Regions from separate parts of the Mus musculus genome. Here region 1 is linked to region 2. Evidence: chromatin loops called from intact Hi-C (ENCODE). Cell type or tissue: heart. All regions are shown on one strand.

Region 1 (5,000 bases), 330 kb after region 2:
CCTGTGAGCAAATGCAGGGAATCCGAGCAGAACAATCGGTTAGTGAATTGAATGGAAATAAATGCTTTAGTTATAAAATGACCCCTGTACTCTGTAAGTTCCAAGAAAAAGATCCTGGCACCTTTGGGACCTGCCAAATGACTTTAATGCTCTTGCAAGGGACTCTTCCCCCTGCCCCTCAGGATCCAAAAGGCCCAGGCTGAGGAAACTCATGGAGGCAATCAAACAAACAAACAAAGAAGCTCATGTAGCCTTCTTAGCCTAGGGTCATCAGAAGCACAGGCAGAGAAGCGTAGGCACTGGGTTGGCTCAGCTCTGCGTTGCGTGTACAGTGCCTGGCTAAGTAAGCCACGTTAGAAGTGGTGGCCCGTGGACCCCATTCAGCCACAAATGTAACCCCCTCCCCCACACAATGCTGTCTCCTGTGCTAAGGGCTCGGACTTACTGTGAGTAGTTCTTTTGTGTGGAGGAGGAGAAGGAGGAAGAGAAGGAAGAGGAGGAGAAGGAGGCAGGAAGTGTGTGTGCTGCAGATAAGACTGTTAGAAGAGGAAGGGGTATCCCAGAGACAGCTCATCTCAGGACCATTTCCTTTGTCTGGTGAGCATCTTTGAGGAGCCTATCCATGGGGGAAGATTGAGGCCACAGGCCACCAGCAAAAGACCCTGCAGTGAGCAAAACCATCGTGGCTCAGCCTGTCATCTGTCCTTCACCTATTCTCAACCCGGGAGCAGAGGGAAGGAAGGGATTAGAGAGGAAGCTTGTCCCTGGGGTAGGGACAGCGGGCCTGGACACAGGGCAAGTATTGGCAAGTTTCCCACAAAGCAGCAAACAGCGGCCCGTTGGCCATCCCTTAATGGCCCAAAGACACCCAGCGCGGATGGCAGCTGTCCCAGCACACAAGGTCACCTTCTGGTGGGAGCTTCTCTGATGCTCTGCAGATTAACTGTCTCCCCAGCCCACCTCCCACCACCCCAGAGCCCCACGAGGCCTGGCAGTCAGTGTTTCCGTCAGATGGCTTCCTGCCTTAAGCCACTAGGCTGGCGTCTTCTAGCCAGCTCATCTGCCCATCCACCCTCTAGTGCCCAAAGTATTCGTGTAAAGCCGTAGGACTCTACATGTCTACTTCCAGAATACGGGTGCTATCCAGACCTTCTGTCTCCTCTTCAGGGTACCAAACAGACACCGTCACTGTGGCAGTCCTGAGTGTAGGCCCTGCTCACTTCTCAACTACAAGACATCGTCCTCCCCCCACTCCTCAATGCTCAGCAGGGAGTGGTAGGCCCTGCTGCCAAGCGCCTTCCACTTAGGCTGCCCGCTCACATGGGCACACAGCTTGGAGCTATCTGCTGCCTAGTTACTAATCCCTTCCTGGCTCCACCCCCCATCCATCTCCCCACTCCCAGCCCCCCCAAGCACTAGCTCCCACCTGCCCAGCATCAGGAACCGCTTCCGGCTGTTCAGCCCAAGCTTGTTTCTTGAGGAAAGAAAGCTGTTTTGTGAACCTGGGCCAGGGCACCATGGAAGTGGGGCCAGCTGCTCTGGGAGAGTGTGCCTGGAAGAGCCACTCGGGGCCAAGTTAAGTATGACGGAGCTGTGCCACCCACCCCAGAAGTCTCACAATGGGCTGTTAGTGGCAATCAACAGGCCTGTTCCTGAGCCGGTATTGAAGGTGTCTTGCTGGTAGGTTGGTAGCACGCTTGCCTGGCATGCACAAAGCACTCGGTTCCACCCCCCAGCACTGCATAAACCGGATATGGTAATATATGACTGTAAACTCGGTACTCAAGAAATGGAGGCAGGAGGGTTAGAAGATCAGTGGCATCCTTAGCTACTTAGTGAGTTCAAAGCCAGCCTGGGCCACATAAGACCTTATCTCTAGGAAAGAAGTTATGGTCAATAGTGACATCCTTAGTGCTAGACCCACTGCTTCTGAGCAGACACAAGAGTAGCAGAGAACACTTATACAATCTACTTACCAGCTGGGCCTCAAGTCCACCCTTTCCAGTATCCAGAGCGCCCACCTTCTCTATGGCTGAGAGGTCTATGCTGCCCCCTTGTGGGCACTCACTAACATTGCACCCCCTCATAGATCCCACCCCTTGCTGAAGGACTCCCACCGGAGACCACCACCCACCCCAATGCCACCCTTGCTTCTCCAGGTGCCTGTCATTTCCAGGGACAGTTCCCAGAGGAAGACCTTTGGCAGGGAGAGGTGCAAATGCACTCAAAAGACAAGATGTAACCTACTTCTGTCACTAACTAGGGCCACGGGCCCCAGGAGAGACTGTTCCTCACTGGGCCATAGCTTCTCATCTATAAAACAGGAGCATTAGGCTGGGTGCTGCAGGCCTGGAAAACCCTTTGTCCACCTCGGTCCCGCAAAGTAAAACACTGGTTCAGGGCCACGGCTCCAGAAAGGGCCACAAGCCTTGGCTTCCCCGCACCAGGGTCCACCCGAACATGGTCACTTAGGCGCAGAAAACAAAGGAATCCAGCTCTGGCGTATGAGGCAAGAGAAAACCAGATGGGATGGGCTATCAGGGTGGGCTTTCAGGGGGAGGCTACAGGCTGAGAGAAAGGTCACTCCAAAACGTAGCAGCTTCAACAGTGCAGCGCAAAAACATCTGGAGGTGTTGTGGGGCATGAGTTGGTGTGAGTGTAGGGCATGGAATTAAGGTCCAGCCACAGAGGCTACCAAGCAGAGATTAGTAGGACTACCATTAGATTATAGAGCAGTGGTTCTCAACCTTCCCAATGCTGCAACCCTTTAACACAATTCCTCACGGTGTGGTGACCCCCAACCATTTGTTGTGGTTTGATTTGGCTTTTTGAGACAGGGTTTCTCTGTGTAGCCCTGGCTGTTCTGGAACTCACTCTGTAGACCAGGCTGGCCTTGAACTCACAGAGATCCACCTCCCTCTGCCTTCTAGGTGCTGGGGTTAAAGGGGTGCGCCACTACCACCTAGCTCATAAAAATGTTTTCATTGCTACTTTATAACTGTAACTTGGCTATTGTTATGAATCATGATGTAAATATCTGTGTTTTCCAGTGGACTTAGACAACCCCTGAGAATGGAGTCATTCAACTCCCAAAGTGGTCACGACCCACAGGTTGAGAACCAGTGTTCTAGAAAAAAAAAAGAGTCAGTTTCAGCCATCAAATCAAAAGAGGAGCTTCCAGCAAGCCCCTGGAAGAGCCCTCGGGACTCCAAGAGAGCCCAGACTCTGCCATTTACTTTCCAACACGGACAAACCCGACTCCACTTCCGCAGCCTGGGAGAGAGGAGCTTGGCTTTGTGTTCCCTGATTCATCTCTTTTTATTTTGAAAGAGTCTCATATATCCCAGTCTGACCCCAAACTCACTGTGCAGTCAGGGATGACCACTATTGAACGTCCGATCCTCCTCGCTCTACCTCCCAAGGGCTGGGATTACAGGCGCACACCACCACGTCTGGTTTTGCAGTGCTAGGGTCGGGAAGCCGGGGTCTTTGTGCTTGGGAAGCAAGCGCTCTACCAACTGAGCTACACCCTCAGCCCATCTGCTTCTGGTTGTAGCTATGATGTCCACACATGGGCATACACCACCAGCCAGCCAGCCTTGCCTCAGATTCCCAGCCAGTGACTGTTACCACAAAACTGGCTGGAGAGCGAGCTTGGCCCCAGTCAGCTTTTCCCACAGAGAAACCAGTGTTGGGGTGTTGGCCTCAAGAAAGGACTTGGGCCAAAGTGGGTTCAGAGAGTCCCCGACCCCCACCCAGCAAGCTGGCCTCAGGCGATTGAAGCCTCAAGGACTAATATCTGAACAGATTACCCTATGCCAAGTGCCAAAATCTCCCTGCCCCCTCTTCGCTAGTGAGGAACATGGCTCTCAAGGGGGGTGGGGGGAACCCAGCCAATCCTAACACCTACAGCCTGCTGACTGAACGTGTGTTTGCAAGTGCTTGTAATCACCCATAGGATAAGCACCTTACCCACTACTGCATGTCGAATTGAGGATTCCAGGGCTCCACCATGCCTCCCTGAGTCAGAATTCCCCATCTGAACAGTGGGAGATTCCTGCCCGCCCCGGAGGGCCCCCTGCTCCGCCTCCTCCCGCCTCCCACCCACAACCCTGTAACAATCTGCACCGAGTGTACTGAGCAGCGCTTAGGGTGGAGCCTCATATCAGATAAGATGCCCAAAGCCCAGACACAAACTAAGACCCTGACAGTGGAGAAGGCAGGACGAACCCTCAGGAATGTGCCCAGACTGGGTTAGGGTTTCAGAAAAATCAAAAAGACCCCCGAAGCCCCAGAGTCCAGCTGAGTTAAGTTCACAGCAGGACGACTGCTTCGGGAAAGCTGATCCGGGAAGAATCAGGAACCTAATACTTCACAGGGGCCCTGCGTCCCAGCCGGGACCACCCTGTGGAGACCCCAACGCCCCAACACCACAGCGCAGACATGCTCGCTCAATACCTGGCCTGGTGGGCCAAACTAGGGCTGGGTGGACCTTCTAGGTAAACCTGACCCTCAAGTCTCCTGAGCCTACCCACTACCCAAACTGAGGTGACAGCAGATGAGCAAAGGCACCTGGGGCTCCCTGTTCCTCGAGGGCCTGGCTCCCCCTGCTGGAAAAAGGGGGTATGGCATAGGGAAGGGAAGGCAAGCAACAAGGAAAGGCCAGAAACCATCTAAGAGCTAGCACATATACTCTGGGCCCTGCTGAGCCAAGAATTGTAGCATTCCAAGGGCTAAAAGACCCCAAGATTTTATGACTCACCAAACGCAATCTCCTAAGAGGCCAGTGGAAAGAATTTGTGTTTGTGAGAGTCCATCACTAGGCAAATCTGTGCTAATTCTTGACATCATAAGCCCCATGGTTCGACGCTACCCAAACTCAGGGGCCCTAGCAGGGAGAAAAAAAGAAAGAAAGAAAAGGGGGAAAAAAGCACAAAGAGAGAGGGGGAGAGAAAGAGAAGAGGGGGAGACAGTAATGCAAGCTGGGGAATCTGGTTACA
Region 2 (5,000 bases):
CCTGTGCCTTCGCTAGCTGGTGATGTGAGAAGGCCAAGTTGGAGCCAGCCTGTTCCTTGTGCTTTCTACTTTCTCGTCTTCTCCAGAGGCCGCAGAACGGAAAAGAACCCAGCAGGTGTCCGTTGTTCCTAGGGAGGTTGAATGGGGATGTTTCCCAGTGGAGGTCTCTCTGGCCAGTTGCCATAGCGATCAGGTGTAAGGCACTCTGGTTCTGCAGCCTCTGGGGAGCAGGGCAAGTGTGATGAACAGGAGTCCAGGTGAGGCTCCTGCTGCCAGCCTACCTGGGGCTTCTCTTCCGTTGGCTTGCCTAGAAACAGGGCTTCTAGGCAAGGTACCTTGTGGCGGGCGGGGACGCCATCCTTCAAGGGAAGAAAGGCAAAAGGCAGTTTATAGTTGCGTTTACAGCAGTGCTACTGTACCAAGTTCCTGATTCACCACCGTTAGCCCACAGCCTGCCACAGAGCTGAGCCTGCTTTCCTCCCCAGTGCCTACTCTCCACCCCTGGCAGGTCCTCGGGAGCCAGGTGGCTATGCCTTTCACATAAGACGCTGTCTTAAACACATCAATGCATCAAGCCGTATCAGCTCAGAGGTGCACCAGGAAGCACAGAGGAGCTGAGAAGGCCACTGTTAACAGGGTGTGCAGGTTTTCATGGGCAGCTGTGGCCCAGCATGGGGAGGAGACAAGCCTCCATCTTATCCCCTAACCACTGAGCCATGTGAGTGAAGTGAGTGGGAGAAGCCACAGTTGAGCTCCTGGTGGACCGCTCCTGTTCCCTCGGTCCTCTTGCACGGCACTCACTCTGCATCCTTGAGACCGAGGAAGCCGCTGTTCACTGGAGTGTAATCATAGAGTCCATGCACCCTGAGGTGGCATACCGAGCAAAATTATAGCAATTTAGTGCATAGAGTTATTTAAATTGTCTGCCTGCCTCTCTTTTGCATCGCTGGTGTATGAAACTTCCCTCTTCCCATTAGGTGTAAGTAATTGCTCTCCTCGGGTGAAAACATAAATATCATCATTACAGCGTGAGCCAGGAGCCATGTAAATTCTGGGTAGCTCACTGTGGACACTGCCCAGAGCAGCCTTCCTGTCTTTTCCTCCAGGTGATCCGAGCTCCGGAGCCAGCGGCCCCGGCCGAGCAGGTGATCACGTTGGAGGAGACGCAGCTCGCTGGCTCGCAGGTGTTTGTGACCTTGCCAGATTCACAGACCTCTCAGAACAGCTCCGAGCTTGTGGCAGTGACGGTGGAGGATTTGCTGGATGGTACTGTCACATTGATCTGTGGTGAGGCCAAGTGAGTGGCTTCCTTCAGTAGAGGAGCCCGTGCTGTACCAGCAAGGATGCTCTCTGCCTGCCTCTGCTCTAGCTGCTCGGCTGAGCTCCACCCTGGTGCTCTCACTTGAAAAACAGAGGCTTTGTCGTTCTCATAGGATCCACAGTGTCTGAGCTATCCACGCTGACACCAATACTACCGCCCTGTGTGGTGGAGCCTCAATCCTCCAGGCTTCAGCTCATGCCTGGACTCCACCCACCCCAGGGAAGTCTGGCTTCTGGAATCAGAGTCTGGGGGAATCAGAGTGGAGGGGAGCTGGTAGCCAGGATGGCCAAGGAGATACAGCATGCTGGCTGCCCTCAGGAGCAGGAGAGTTACCTGAGTCTGAGCCAGCAGAAGGCCACAGACACCGCCAGTGCCTCTGCCAGGGAAGCACCCACACAGCCTCTAGGGACTCCTGCGTGGCAGCCTGTCCTCCCTGGCCCCTGCTCAGGTTCCCCTTGGAGGCTGTAAGACAGGTGGCCATGTTAACAGTGCAGGCATTGGCATCCCTGATCCTCCCTGCTCTGTCTTTCCCAAAACACAGCTTCAGAGCATTGCCACTGGGGGGGCAGCTTCATGTGAGGCCATCCTGCTGCCTCTGCCTTGCTGGGTGTTCATTGCATTCCCATATCAGAACCTCCCTGTGAGGCTCTGGCCTGCCACACCTTCAAGCTAATCAAGGCTGAAGCATCCCAGCCTGGAGACCTCTTGCTGACTTCCTCTGTACCATGTGGTAGTCTAATGAAGCAGCTCCTGGGGGCAGGCCTGTGCCTGCATGTGACGGATTAGAGGCATCTGAGGTGGCTTCTGCTTCTCCCGTGGCCGGCCCACATGCCTGGTGCATGGCCTGCTCCCTGGGATCCCCCTGGCTGCATGCTTACTGCAGCGCCATGCTCCTTTCAAGTCTGAGTGTCACAGAGCCTTTTATCTTCAGTTCCTGACACACAGTCTGGTAATTGATGGCTCGTGGAATCCGGTTGGAAGTGCAATTAGATGGATGTTGGTTCCTACTGCTCGGAGAGAAGGGCTTGCATCTAGCTTGCTTTTCTAGAAGCCCAAAGAGAGGAGTGGGTTATCACAGTATTTGCCCATCAGGCCGGGCTCCCTGTCACCTGGTGTGGCTGGTTACCTACAGAGGGGATGCCCTGATTTGACACTCACCTTTAAGCCACCTGCTCTCAGAGATAAGCCCACACCTTCCTGCCAAGTGCAGCTCGCAGAAGCATGTGCAGAGAGGGAGGGTCTCTTCTGATCATGGCGGAGATGCATCGCCACCATGCCTTGGCGGGCTCACAGGGAGACAGGCGGTAGCAGCTTAAACCGCAGCAGTGTTCAAGGCCTGCTGCCCTTTGGCCTCAGCTTGGCACAAGACAGCACTGGTGAGTTTCTATTCCAGTGATGGCCAGCCTCTCCCAGTCAGCCCCACCCTCCTCATTGCATATGCAAATCGTTTGAACTCATCAGCTAGGGAATCTCCCCTTTCTAAAAGTAAATGTTTTTCAAAGCAAGTCAGCCTCAGAAGCCAAACACTGACCAGAAGATGGTGCTCGAGCACCGAGACTTCGCCTCCCTGTTTCTTCACTGCGGCCCTAGCCTGCTGGCTTTCAGACCGCGCCTGCCAGCCGACCAGGGGAGCTCTCGATCTGTAAGTGGAGAGGTGGTTCCTCAGTCCATCGTCCAGGCTTCTGTCAGGAACAGCACCTCACAAGCTGTGGAGGACTTAGGAACTGTAGTGTCACCAACAAAGTCTTTTCCCAGCAAAAGGCAAACCTCACAGAGGTCCTGAGAGAGAAAGTCTCTAAATACAAAGAGCTGTAAGGTAGAAACCTGAGTGTCTGAGAAACACAGTCTCGTTTTCCTGGAACCTGGGTGGTGTGCTACCTACCTTCAGTCACCAGACCGTAGTTGGCTGCAGAAAGCCTTAGGGCAGGTTGGCTGGCTGCCCATCCTTGGATGCCCAGCTCTGTAATGCACACTGCTGGAGGCACAGCAGTGCTGGGTCTGGAGTATGGAGAATTCCTGTCCTCAATGAGCTCTGTGCTGGTGACTCGCGGCCTCTGCCCCAGCTGCCTGACTTTTTACAGTGGCTCTGAAGAAGGTGAAAAATCTCCATCTGCTGCCCCAGAGACCTGCCATGTGGGCCTCCGTGGTCCACATTGCTTTTGCAATGGAACTGTGGCTCCATTTGCTTCAACCTCATGAATACTACCTGCCTAGCCCGTGGGCAGGAGCTAGAGGAGCCTCCAGGTCCCTTGGAATTTGTGTATTTAAGCAACGGGGCCCCAGTCTTCCCTAAGGCTCCTGACCCAGCCACCAAAGAGGGGAAGGCGATGCCAAGCTGGAGTCTGGTTGGCCCGTCGCTGGTGTATGGACTGAGCAGGTGAGATTTGCTGTCCACATGCATGAGCAGAGCCGAGGCGAGCGTGGCAGATAAAGGTCTTTCTCAGCTGTTTTATCAGGATGGGCTCTACTGTCTTCTAAGCTGTGTGTCAGAAAAGCTTTGAGTTCTGTCAGCATCCAAGCCTGCTGTACTGTAAGTTCTGGGCCTGTGTGTTGTACTGGCCATTCTACAGAAGCCTCCAGCCCATGCTGACCACAGGAGATACCTCAGCCTTGTCCCTAGTGCCTGAGCACTGATGGTTAGGACCGAGATGAGGGACAGATGCCAAATGAGGGGGAAAGATCTCTGTCGTCCTGAGGATGGAAGGGTGTGCCTTTAAATTTCTTGTGCCTGAGAACCTGTACTGACAAAGGATGGAGACCCTGACGGCCCCACTTAGAGTGGGCAGTGCTTGCCAGGAACAGAAGTGTTTCTTCTGGAACTAGAAAGTTGGCCAGGGGTGGAGATGGCATTGGTTTGTTCTAGTCAGCTCTCCCACCCCAGCTTTGTTCTTCCGGGTCCCGTCTGTCCCAGCAGACACTTGGAAGAAATTGAGAGTAAGAGACTTAGGGCTGAGGGAGTCAAAGGAGGTTCATAGTTTTGTTGCTGTGGAAACCTTGGGGCACTGAGGACTTATACTAAAACTCAGAAACTCAAACCTACTCCAGTCTAACTGGGCCTATAAAGAAGAGGAGAGTGTGAGTTCTTTGGGGACTGTGTTGTTGAGGAAATCGTTCCTTGAGCAATTTTACATTGCCTCCAAATTGTGAAGCTGGCCGCGGTTTCCCTGCCCAAGGCCGCCGCTGCTCGTTTCCACCCAGGGCCAGGACAGCCAGCCCCGTGAGATGTGAAAACTGATTGCAAACTAGAGCTGCTCGACATGCACTGTGGAGAGAAATAAAGTCTGTACTTAGGAAGCAACTGTGGCTTGTGTGTTTCAGGAGACTGGTGGTGATGAGTCTTCCAAAGGAGCCCGGGTCACATTACAGAGCACTCTGTCCACCTGAGTTGTCCTTCAGTGTCCTACCTGGGGCTCTGGGGACACCTGCTCAGCTCCCTTCTGGCAGTAAGAAGGGAGATGGTGGCTACTCTTAGGGCTAGGGAACAAGTTAAAGTCCACATTTACTCAGTACACTCCAGAAGGTTTACACACAAGCCAGCCTCCTGTGTTCTCTGATAGAAGGAGAATTCCCCCTCTCAACTCCCCCTCAACACCCCACGACATCCACCACTTTTCATTTATGTACTGAATGTCAGTGGCCCCTAAAGCACCAAGTGTGCAGCATCTCTGACACTAAGAAA

Evidence for each region. Hi-C counts contacts between places; a loop is a spot of excess contacts. Peaks named below come from ENCODE experiments on the same cell type or tissue, not always from the same donor. Only the 100,000 strongest peaks of a DNase experiment are listed, where the experiment ranks them.
Region 1: a loop joins it to region 2, with 2.9 times the contacts of the local background. A loop is called at or near these places in 7 of 42 quality-filtered maps.

Annotation. Positions count from the first base shown.
Region 1 is chr4:136,648,686-136,653,685 of GRCm38, reverse strand. It overlaps Ephb2 (Eph receptor B2), which reads left to right. Exons shown (of 16, transcript NM_010142.4): 16 at 1-5,000. Among named protein-coding and RNA genes, the nearest start is that of Lactbl1, 29 kb to the right of the region's middle. In heart, CTCF peaks have their summits at 2,061 (motif pointing left) and 4,609 (motif pointing left); a DNase peak (open chromatin) is centred at 4,575; H3K4me3 peaks cover 1,003 bases; H3K27ac peaks cover 1,699 bases; H3K27me3 peaks cover 1,783 bases.
Region 2 is chr4:136,979,351-136,984,350 of GRCm38, reverse strand. It overlaps Zbtb40 (zinc finger and BTB domain containing 40), which reads left to right. Exons shown (of 19, transcript NM_198248.1): 19 at 1,107-4,619. The coding sequence ends at 1,301. Among named protein-coding and RNA genes, the nearest start is that of Epha8, 25 kb to the right of the region's middle. In heart, a CTCF peak has its summit at 2,853 (motif pointing right); no DNase peak of the experiment used is centred here; H3K27me3 peaks cover 2,010 bases.